2 separate regions of the Mus musculus genome follow, and region 2 is linked to region 1. A link is a loop called in an ENCODE intact Hi-C map of the cell type or tissue named here. Cell type or tissue: heart. All regions are shown on one strand. Each heading gives the region's core, and the rest is flanking DNA. Links, peaks and the distances in the headings are about the cores only.

What was found. Hi-C counts contacts between places; a loop is a spot of excess contacts. Peaks named below come from ENCODE experiments on the same cell type or tissue, not always from the same donor. Only the 100,000 strongest peaks of a DNase experiment are listed, where the experiment ranks them.
Region 2: it touches region 1 in a loop (4-fold over the local background); 1 of 42 quality-filtered maps calls a loop at or near these places.

Annotation. Positions count from the first base shown.
Region 1 is chr5:25,007,950-25,013,316 of GRCm38, reverse strand. All of the region lies in intron 3 of Prkag2 (protein kinase, AMP-activated, gamma 2 non-catalytic subunit), which reads left to right. Among named protein-coding and RNA genes, the nearest start is that of 1500035N22Rik, 25 kb to the right of the region's middle. In heart, for the core only: CTCF peaks have their summits at 1,776, 1,977 (motif pointing right) and 2,795 (motif pointing left); DNase peaks (open chromatin) are centred at 2,096 and 2,636; H3K4me3 peaks cover 863 bases; H3K27ac peaks cover 1,929 bases.
Region 2 is chr5:24,748,395-24,753,761 of GRCm38, reverse strand. It overlaps Crygn (crystallin, gamma N), which reads left to right. Exons shown (of 4, transcript NM_153076.3): 4 at 2,573-2,760. The coding sequence ends at 2,708. Among named protein-coding and RNA genes, the nearest start is that of Gm33591, 6.0 kb to the left of the region's middle. In heart, for the core only: a CTCF peak has its summit at 2,885 (motif pointing right); DNase peaks (open chromatin) are centred at 1,781, 2,291, 2,901 and 3,851; H3K4me3 peaks cover 3,025 bases; H3K27ac peaks cover 3,974 bases.

The sequences.
Region 1 (5,367 bases), core at 237-5,236:
CCCAGCAAAGTCGGCCTCTCTCCCACAGCCACAGCCCCGGGAATTTTCTCTTGGGAAGCAGTGAACTGCTTGTCCTGGCCTTCAAACTGCTGACCTGAGTTCAGTAACGCCATGTCCTTGGTGGTGTCTCTTTTACAGGGCCCCAGAGGGCTACACATACCTTCCCTGTGCCCAGCCTGTGTGTGCTGCAGCATGGTACACACATCACTGCTATCAGGCTGCTAAGCTTTCTTACTGCATGAAACACAAGAGTCATTTCCTGACTGAGCTGGGCCATGCTGCCCTCAGCTACAGATGACATTCTTCTTGCCTTCTTTCCTCCTACCCTAGGCCCTTTGTTACCCGAAGTCCATCATGTGCACAGTATGTCCCTTAGCACAGGTGGTGACAGACCCTGACAGCCATGGATAGCTGTGCTCTTCCTCATATCTCGCCTGAGGTAGAGCCGACTTGACCAAGTCCATCTTTCATGGGCCAGAATCTGCTTCACAGTGAGGTCAGACGTTTCCTGGATATTTGCGGAGTAGATGCTTTCTCGACAAAGCCTATGAGGGCATCCGCTGAACGGACATGGTTTCCAGAACAAGGGACAAAGACTGACATACAAAGTAGCTGAGCAGACAGTAAGCAAAATGATTCTGAGTGGCTTCATTCAGTCTGTCTGCTGACTTCAGTACTTTTATAAAAAGTGTCCTTACTGCATTGAAGCCATGTGTTTCTGTAGACACACCATCAGCGTCAGCATGCATTCTCCTATCTTGCCCCAGGTGAGCTGTGGACAAGGTATACTGTTCTCCCACATGATGACCTTCCAAAGCCGGGGTTAGAGGGGCAGAGAGGAGCATGGGAACACAAGCTGTCCTTTCCTCATTAGAAACGAAACACAGCAGTGCGAAAATGGTCACTGATATGGAGGCCGTGCTCTGCTCTCTCACACAAGACACTGGGTGGAGCCAGACAAGTATCCAGGCAGAGATCAGGAGGCCTTGGTAAGTATATCAGCTGGCTGGGCAAAGTCCTTTGGTGAAGGGACTAGCCAGGCAAACTCATCAGCTAGACTTGTAGAGGGGAAGACATTAGGCCCAAGTCTCCTCTTACACACTTCTGGGTTCTCTGAGCCTCCCCTCCCACCTTAGTTTATCTCTTAAAAAGTTCATCTTTGAGTGTGTGTGTGTATGTGTGACATGTCTGTGTGCATATGCATGTATGTGTGTCTATGTGACATGTGTGATGTATGTGTTGAGTGTATTACATGTGTATCTGAGTGTGAAAGTGATTTGTATGTGACATGTTTATGTGACATGTATGTATCTTTGACTTATGTGTGTACATGTATGTGAGAATGACTTGTGTATGATGTGTTATTGTGACGTGTATGTATCTGTGACACATGTGTGTGCATGTGTACATGTGTGCGTACATGCCTGTGTCTGTGTGTATACACACATATGGAGGCCAGAGGTAAACTTTAGATATCATTCTTCAGTTATTGTCCACCTCATCTTCTGAGATGGGTTCTTTTCATTGGCCTGGAGCTCCCACGTGGTGTTTCTGGTTGGCCATTGAGTCCCAGGGGTTCCCCATCTCCCCCCTCTGAGCTCTGAGATTGCAGTGCACCCTACATGTGGGTATCAAGCTCGAGTTCTCATGCATGCACAGCAAGCACTTCGTCAAGTTGGTTGTCTACTTAGCCCTAAAAAGTTCATCCTGTCATCTGAGATGAGCTGAGATGTCTTGTGCTACATTTAACCACTTGGGGCAGCCACTGCACCATCTAAGTCTTCACCACATTCAAGGAGCGATGCCTTTACTACTGGCCTCCTTTCCACCTTTGTTTTCTGGATCTTTTCTTACATCTAATTTCACTCACACAGTGTGGGGGTGTGTAAAATGAGAGAGCATAGCTGGGGTCCCGTTGTCCTGGGCCTGTCCCATCAGTTGCTTACATTTTTCCTGGCTTTTTGGTACTGTGGCCACTAGGGGGTGCTATAGCCTCACATGCTGAACCTTGAGCAGGCGCTGCTGTGAGAAAAAAGCAGGAACCGTCCCTGCACGTGTCTCGTCCTAGCAGAATCAGGAGGCCAAAAGGAAGGTTCACACCTCTGGCACTGGGCAGGCCACAGCAAACAAGCTGATCCCTGCCATCCTGGAGGCAAGCGGGACATACGTGGCCAAGGCATCACCATGCTGTGTCAAGTGCTGGGAAGAAAATCAGAAGGGTGACGGGGTGCTAGGTGTAGGGGAGTCAGGGGCAGCCTCTCTGATGGGAAGGAGTCAGAGAGGGCTCTGCTGGACAGCCCAAAGATGGCGTGCCAGGCAGGAGAATGCAGGGCATTTTTTTCCAGTCCTGAGGAAAAGAGCTAGCCAGCTAGCTACAGGTGAGGTCAGGAAGGTGGGGCCTCAATGGTGGAGCCCAGGGCTCTTTAAATGAATGGTTGGGAAAGCCAGAGGAAGGGTGTGCCCTTTGCATAAGCTTGTGTGGCTGCTGCTCAGACTACAGCTGGGACTGAGGGCCATCCGAGAGCCACTGAAACAGACCTGACATCAAGCCAATGGGCTCCAGCCTCCCTGGGGACGTCACTTCAGGCTTGTTTTCCTCTAGAAACTCTTGCTTAACTATGCTTGGCTTAAGCCGTCCTCCTGTGTGTGAGCTGAACTCTTACCACAAATCCCTCTGCAGTCTGTTGCCTCCTGACTGGCTTCTCTCGCTCCTCTCTTTGGAAACCACGCGCTGGGCTTGACTCTTCTCTCAGCTCTTCCCGTCTCACCCACTCTACCGCCACCATCCGGCCAGTCCCAGTTAGTGCATGGAGGGCCACCCACAGCAGAGCTCTAGCCTCAGGGCTGACAGTGGAAGGCACTGTAACCTGGAGGCCTGTTGCCTTCTGCGCTCTGTTGGGCTGAGACCAAGAACTCAGCTCCTCTTGTTCCTTTCCCTTCTCCTGCAGATCAGAATCGTCCTGACTGAGGTTTAGACTAAGATAGACTTTACAGCTAGCATGAAAACAAGTAGCAGCTGATGATGCATGGTGTGGCAGTGGCACTGGGACCTGAGATGGAAACATTGGGTCAGCTCCTCCAGCCCCACTGAGCAATACACAGAATCTTGTCTTAATAGCACACTGACGTTGCTGATGGAACTGCTTTGGGGCCTTATCTTTGTCCCACTAGGAAAAAAAAAAGGAATAAAAAAATCTCTGTCCTGGGTTCCACCTCTTCTGATTACACAAAGGCTGTTCCAGCCCTCAGATTAACACAGCCCTCAGCAAGACAGGTGGAAATCAAAAGATGGAGAACACACCCTGGCCCCTGGGCTATTTGCATCTGTGGGATACTTGAAAACCTGCGAACAAGTCATGCAAATGAAGCCAGCGGCTTCCCTGCTGCTCGTTTGAATTCTTAACTGCTGTTTGCAGTAAGAGATACATTGGAGAGCTTGGGGGGTGATTCAGTTCTGTGTGCTGGGAGTCTGAGTTCAAGTCCCAGAACCAAGGTAAAAAAAATCTAGGTGAGTGTGGTAGCAGCCTGGGAGGAGAGGAGGCTGGGAGGAGACCAGAGGACCTCTAGGACTTGCTGGCCAGCCAACCTCAACTAATTTAGTGAGAGACTGTCTCAAAAAGCAAGGTGGATGGAGCCTGAAGGACGGCTGAGATGATGGCCTCCAGATACCACAGTTACACCCCTGTACACACATTCCCTTCCCCATCCCTGCCCCTGCCCCCCTCTGCCTTGTGAACACACACACACACACACACACACACACACACACACACACGATGTTGTCATCCAGCATAGAACCCCCTTCTCATGACACGGGATTTCCTCTGGAATCTCTTCGTTGTCTCTGATTTTAGCATGCTTTATCAGATAAGACCGCTGATTTTTATGATCTGGGTGGAGAGAGTGATTGCAGTCTGGAAAATACAACCCCAGATGGTCAGAGACGTAGAGATGAGTTTGAAAGGCCTGCCAGTTGAGTCTGGCTAGGGTGTGGAGAGTGGGACTGGCAAGATGCACTCTGGCCAGAGATGGAGAAGTATCTTTCCTTGCTCAGTCTTGACCGAAGTCAGATGTACAGACCACCAAAGGAATGTCATTGCTGTGTGTGGTTACAGTGCTCCAGATCTTCCAGGAAGACTAAGTAGAGGGACTGGACATCCCCCCCACCCCCACCCGCTTGCTCTGAGTGTGGCTCTTTATCAGAGTGTGTGCCTTCACAGCCTTTGAAATTCAAATGAGCTTGCAGAGAAGTTTATTTAACTTAAGACTTCAGCCCCTTTCACACCACTGCGGCATTGGAACCCAGACAGCCCTTCTTTTATAGCCCAGCAACTGGGAGTTTATTTTTCAAATAAAAGTCTGTTTTCCCATAAAACGCTGAAGGTTTCGTGCAGTGCAGGGGAGGAGTACACCCCAGTTTTCAAGGCTTCAGTTTGGAGTCTGCAAGTCTACAATTTACACGCCAAGGGCTTTCCCGGGACTGAGGGGGCCCTGCCCCGGCTTGCCCTGCAGAACAAACTCGGGGCAGTGGGGCAGCCTATGTGGACCAAAGGGCCACAGAGCAGGAACCAACGGGCTAAGGCTTTATAAACTGGAGTAAGTTCGCTCCTCTAGCCCCAGGGTCTAGACTCACAGCTCTGCACCAGCTCCAGCACCTTCTCCTGAAGACACCTCTCTCATCCCCTGCCTCTCAGGGTCCTGCAGGGAAGTGGAACTTGTGTGCGCTGAAAACAGATGGGCTTAGTCCAGACTTAGATGGTTACAGTCACGTGGTTCTGTGGCTGTGAGGGTAAAGAGTGGAGATGGAACCACGGGAGCCTGAGAGTCCTAGAGATTAGAAACAAAGCCCTGCCTACCTCCCTGCGTGGGAGAGTTAAGAAAGAAAGAAAGAAAGAAAGAAAGAGAGAGAGAGAGAGAGAGAGAGAGAGAGAGAGGAAGGAAGGGAAGAAGGAAGGAAGGAAGGAAGGAAGGAAGGAAGGAAGGAAGGAAGACAATGTAGACCAGCCAAAGGTGCCCAGTGGAGGATGGAACCTGAACAATGGCTGCTCAAAAGGAATGGCAGCCATAGGAACTGTACCCAAGCCGGACATTTCCCAAGGCCTGACCGCTACAGCCCCACCAGCCCCACCGAGAAGGCGGGGCATCTCTCAGCAGGATCCGTGACCCCTGGGAAATGGAAGAGCAAGGAGTAGGTGAGAGAACACACATAGTATAGAGGACATTAAGTGGCTGTGGGGCCATGTCACTGGGCCTTGGTGACAGATCCATTGGGTTCCTCCTGACACTTGAGAGACAGGAGCCTCGCCCTACAGTCCAGTAGCAGCAGCACATTGGTAATGGACACTTGTACACCTTTCCCTGACAGGA
Region 2 (5,367 bases), core at 204-5,203, 260 kb after region 1:
TGCCCTCGCCTGAACTATCTGCCTGTGCACACACAGATGGGGCTCAACACTCAACACTCTCTTCCCATCTTCCCTGCCCATTCTGGAGAAGCCATCACCATTTTATAGAAGCACAAACTGACTGCAGTCAACTCCAGAGCCTTTCTTTCCACAGCAGAAGCCCTGCTGGGACTGCAGCCTAGGGGAGCCCCTTCTACCCTAGAGCTGGGTACCCTTCAACCTCCCCCCGCCCCCAGCAGAAGAGCCCCACAGGATCCCAGCTTCCCTGCACAGGGTTGGTGTGGGGAATCAGCTCCCATGGAATTTCTGAGGTTCAGGATCAAACCCTTCGGGGAGGGGGTCAAGGAAAGGATGAAGGGAGACAAAATGTGCTCAAAGCAGAGCCCTAGCTACCATCTTACCTGACCCCCTCCCCCAAGCAGATGATACCCGAGAGTCCAGGGGTAGGAGTCCAAAACAATTTGCCTTGAGAAATTCCCAGGCTAAGTTGTGTCTCATGAGATCAGAGGCATACTTTTGTATGGGAGATGTCAGGAGACCCAAGACAGAATCCTCCTAGCAACCCTGGGAGCCTGAGGGAGGGAAGGCAGGAGTGGACACTGGATGGAAGAGAATATAATCTCCACTTTCCAGGGAGGAGCCAGTCTCAGTGGCCAGGAGGTTGAGGCCAAGATGATGGATCCAGAGTGTTCTTATCTTTGATAACCTTAACTCTTATGTGATATAAGTCTTGTGCAGAAGTAGCTTCGAAAACGGTGATGCCCTGGGTCCCTGGTGCCCTTTCTGGGATCCGGCCAGCAGTAAAGCAGGGCTCCTCAACCACCTCCCTGTGCCAAGAGTGTTGTTCCTTGTGGGTTCCATGTCAGCTCAGGAGTGAACGGTCCCTCATACCTGTGTCCTAGGAGGCATGTCAGGAAAAGCAGGGACATCCCCCAACACTCCAACAGACTGAGCGCCCCCCCCTCTAAATTTTAAAAATGATTTTTATTTCCATACATTTGTCTTACTTGCATGCATGTCTGTGCATCACATGCATGCCCGGTGGGGTCAGAAGCAGGCATTAAATTTCCTGGACCTGGAGTTACAGACAGTTGAGAGCTGCAGTGTGGGTGCTGAGAAGCAAACCTGGCTCTGGACAAGCAGCCAGTGCTCTTATCTGCTGAGCCGCCTCCCCAGAGACCCCTTCTCTGTTGCTTTCCTCTAAGAGTTGCAGCTAGGTGAGCAAGGATGCGCAGGATTAGCTGTCACACCAGCCAGGTCCCTTTTCCTTTCAGAATGTCCACAAGAGCTCCAAGATGGCTCAGGGCAGTACAGAATAGAGACTGGCTCACTCTCTTGGAGACTCTAGCTATGTGGTGGAAGGCTGTGGTTGTAAGGAAGTGATCTGCTCGTCCCTAGCATGACACCCCCCCACACACACACCCCTTAGTTTCCAATCCCTGACCCTACTGTCAGATTGTACCATTTACCAGTTGAGGGGTCAAGATGATGAAGGGAGGGGCCTACGATGACTTGGAGTGGAAGAGCTAAGGGCTAAGGAAAAGGAAGTGAGCTATGTGACCTTTAGTTTCTCCCTCTCCCCCTCCCCCTCCCCCTCTCTCTCGGCTGAGCTGTCTGCAAGCAGAAAGGCAAGGACACTCCCTGGGAGGGAATTTGAGAAGTTTGGGACTGAGTAGGAACTGCCTAGGCACATCGCGGGAGGGAGGTTCCCCGAGAAGAGAGGTCAGAGTAATACTACAACCTGGATCTCAGCCATCTCCTCAAGAGGCCGTGAGCACCCGAGCACGCCCGAGGGAGTCCTGCCCCAGAGAAAAGCTGTTTTCTACTCTAGTGAAAGAGGGGGAGGGGAGAGCCCGAGGTAAAGACAGAGACAGCCCTCTGGTGCAGGCAGGCCTGGCGGCTCCTCCTCCCCGACTTCCTAGCTCCCTTAGGCCAGCCTCCAAACCTGAGCCCCAAGTGAGAGCGTCCACACGACGACTCTCCCTGGGTCCCACATTTACACCTCTATACTTATTAAGAACCTTTTCCTTATGCCTGTTCCCAGGAAGAGACCACCCATCCGATCTTCCCAGTTAATCTTCCTGATTCCCTGGTCCACTGGGTTGTAAAGGACAGGGGCCTGGTACACACCTTCCCCCCAAATCCCCCAACACAAGGGCGCTCTTGTCAGACCTCCTGTCCTGCCAGCTCCAGATCCTCTGTACAACGCAGGCAGCACAGCCCACTTGTACTAGAGCACAGGCACCGCCACGGCTGTTGGCTGAGTGGATACACAGTGGGAACGGTCCCCAGTTTGTGTCAGGCGTCCTGTCAAGAGCTGGGTACTCTGTGCAAAAATGGCCCTTTGGTGGGTGACTGGGCATAGTGCATCCCCAGTCGCTCTCGCTTTTGTCATGGGATGGTCAATTACTGGGCAGTCCCCATCTTGTCGAACCCCAGCACCAAGCCCGAATCAGATATCGTCAATCAAGGTAGTGAGGAGCTAGGACCGAGGGGCGGGGGCGGGGCCGGGGCCGGGGAAGCGTCCTCGTGTGGTTCCCTCCGGGTGACTCGCCCTTCCTCTGCCCTTCAGGTGGGTCCTCTATGAGGAGCCAAACTACCGCGGCCGCATGTACGTGTTGGAGAGAGGAGACTACCGCTGCTTCTCCGACTGGGGGGCCCACAGCGCACGCGTGCAGTCGCTCCGCCGGGTGCTCAACTTCTTCTAGTCCCAACTGCGTACGTGCGACCCACGGAGGCAATAAATATCCAGAAAGCGGAGTGCTGGCGGGCCTCGGAGTGCTTTCTAGGCCTCTCACCGGCTGGCGGGCCCCAACCCGGCAGGGGGAAGGAAGCCTGCTGGAGCAAGGAAGCCAACTAACTCCCTCCCCCGCCAAAGCCTAGCCAGAGCAGCAGCCGCCTCGGGGCCCAAGGCCACACGAGGGCGCCCGCGAGCAGGACGCAGGCAGGCTGTTTTCTCCTGCTAGGGGGCCACGCCCGAGAGGAGGGGCGAGGTGGCGGGGGTGGGGGTGGGAGGAGGATGAAAAATGGGGATGGGAAAGGGGGTGAAGGTGAAGGGCGGGGTGGGGGAGAAGAGGAAGCTTGCTTGCTGGGAAGCGGTGGGGGCGAGAAGAAGAGGGGCGGGGCAGGAGGAAAGAGGCGTGGGGGAGCTGGGGGTGGGGGAGAGGAAGGCCAGGGGAAGGGAGGGGCTGGCTAAGAGGAAGAGTCCTGGCTGATTTGGGAGGGAGAGGCCAGGTGATAGAGAAGGGCGGAGTCATGCCCCTGGAATCCGGGGAATGGAGACCTGGAAGAAGCTATCAGGGTCCTGAGGCACTAGACAACGACTGTCCCTGCAGGATATCACTCAGCCTCCGCCTTTGCGCGGCTCCCGGAGCAACTCTATAGAGCTTCCCTGTCATCAGATCTTTTCCAAGACATTCGGTCCGCCTTGGGGCTGGGCGTAAATCTGGAGAACACGTTTCCGGGAATGGAAGACCGGAGGAGACCCCTGCAGTGGGGTTTCTGATAAAGGGGTCCACATCCTCGAATGCCAACGTTGTTCCCCATTGAGAGAGGAAAGGCTCCTTGAGGGGGGTTGTCCAGATAAGATGGCGGCTCAGGTTATTTCCCTGCCCCTGCCTGTAGACCCTGGTCCTCCCTGACCAGTGTCTCCCACCTCTCCTGCCTCATTTCCTCCTCTACCTCCCTACACCGAAGGAAATGAGAAAAAGAATATCATTAAAAATCACTGCGTTCACACAGGTGATGCTGTCACCAGGGGCTAGGCAGAGGGCAAAGATGAATGACTCAGGGCCCTGGGTCACCCCAGGACAGTAGAGGATTGTTCTAGGTAGAGCTACGTTAAGCAGCCTCTGGGTAGAGAGCACAGGCGTATCCTCTGCCATATGAGTCCCCAGGGCTTGCTGACTCTACTGCATTCCACCAGAAGCCACTAAAGCTCAGAAAACTGACAGCTCCCAAGGGACCCTCCATCCCCTTGAGGCTTAGGCCAAGGACCCCTTGGGAAGGGAGTCTGTTTCGAGTCAACCCTGCGTGTTGCTCAGGAACAGGAGCAGACCCCTTTGTGGGAGAGTTGCAGCCAGCTTGCTTCCATGAGTGAGTAAGGCCTTCCTGGAGGAAGACAGGGCCCTGTCTGTCCTTCCTTCTCCTCCATAACCATCCACTCCAGCCCCTAACACATCAGAGGAGGGCAGAATCCAGCTGGCCCTGGCTAAGGGTCTCACACTCTTTTGCTTACTGTGAATAGCATTACTATGGGTGTTTATTGAGCGCTGACTTTATACCAGGCTCTTCAGTAGATATAATTCATGCAGTTTTACTTGATCTATACAGAGACACCCGTGCTTCTTATCACCCCTGGACAAATGAGATGGTTAGACTAAGACAGCTAAGTAACTTGCTTGGTATGACATAGCAAGCAGGATTCAGACCCATTGCCCCTACACTGAAACACATTTGCATATATTAGGATATTTGACTTGAGCTTGGGAGAAAACCAAAAGTCCTGTTCTTTGTGAAATAATGCAAACCTATCTGTTACACGCACCCTACATATGTGAAAGCGCAAGCCAGCTGTGGTGACTCAAGCCCCCCCCCCCCCCTAAGCAGAGGCAGGTAGATCACTGCAAGTTCAAGGCCAACTTGATCTACATAGCAAGTTCCAGGCCAGCCAGGAGTGAGGCCCTGTCTAAAAAAAGCCAACACCAAACACAACTAAAGAAGCCCAGCGACCTGTGAGAGGACAGTTGTTGCAGCATGGCAGTTTGCATGCAGCCATGGAGCTGTGCTCCCAACGTGAAGTGAAGCGCTTTATGATGTGTGTGTCAGTCAGTGACCATGTACTCGAGGGAAGCAGGGAGAAGAACTGGGTGACAGCAGGACTCTCACTCAGGGGTGACCCTATAGCCATACACTTTTTTGCAACCCACTTTTTTTTTTTTTTTTTTTTTGAGACAGGGTTTCTCTGTGTAGCCCTGGCTGTCCTGGAACTCACTCAGTAGACCAGGCTGGCCTCAAACTCAGAAATCTGCCTGCCTCTGCCTCCCGCATGCTGGGATTAAAGGCGTGCTCCACCACGCCCGGCTTGCAACCCACTTTTAATGAGGGTTCCACCTCTCTCTTCTAGCCCATCACCCAGCAGAGGTATGGAGGAGAAAAGGTATTAGGATATGGAGGAGGTGGACCCGTTCAGCAATGGTTCTTTGGGAACGAGTTTGATCTTTTTGGACAGCAGTTCAGTCCCATAACAAACACCAAATACAACTCAGCAGCTGCAGAGCAGCCCTCTAGGCAGGCAGATACCAGGCACAAACCAGCAGCTGCAGTCCAGTCCTTTCAGCACGCAGACACCAGGCAGCTGTAGTTCAA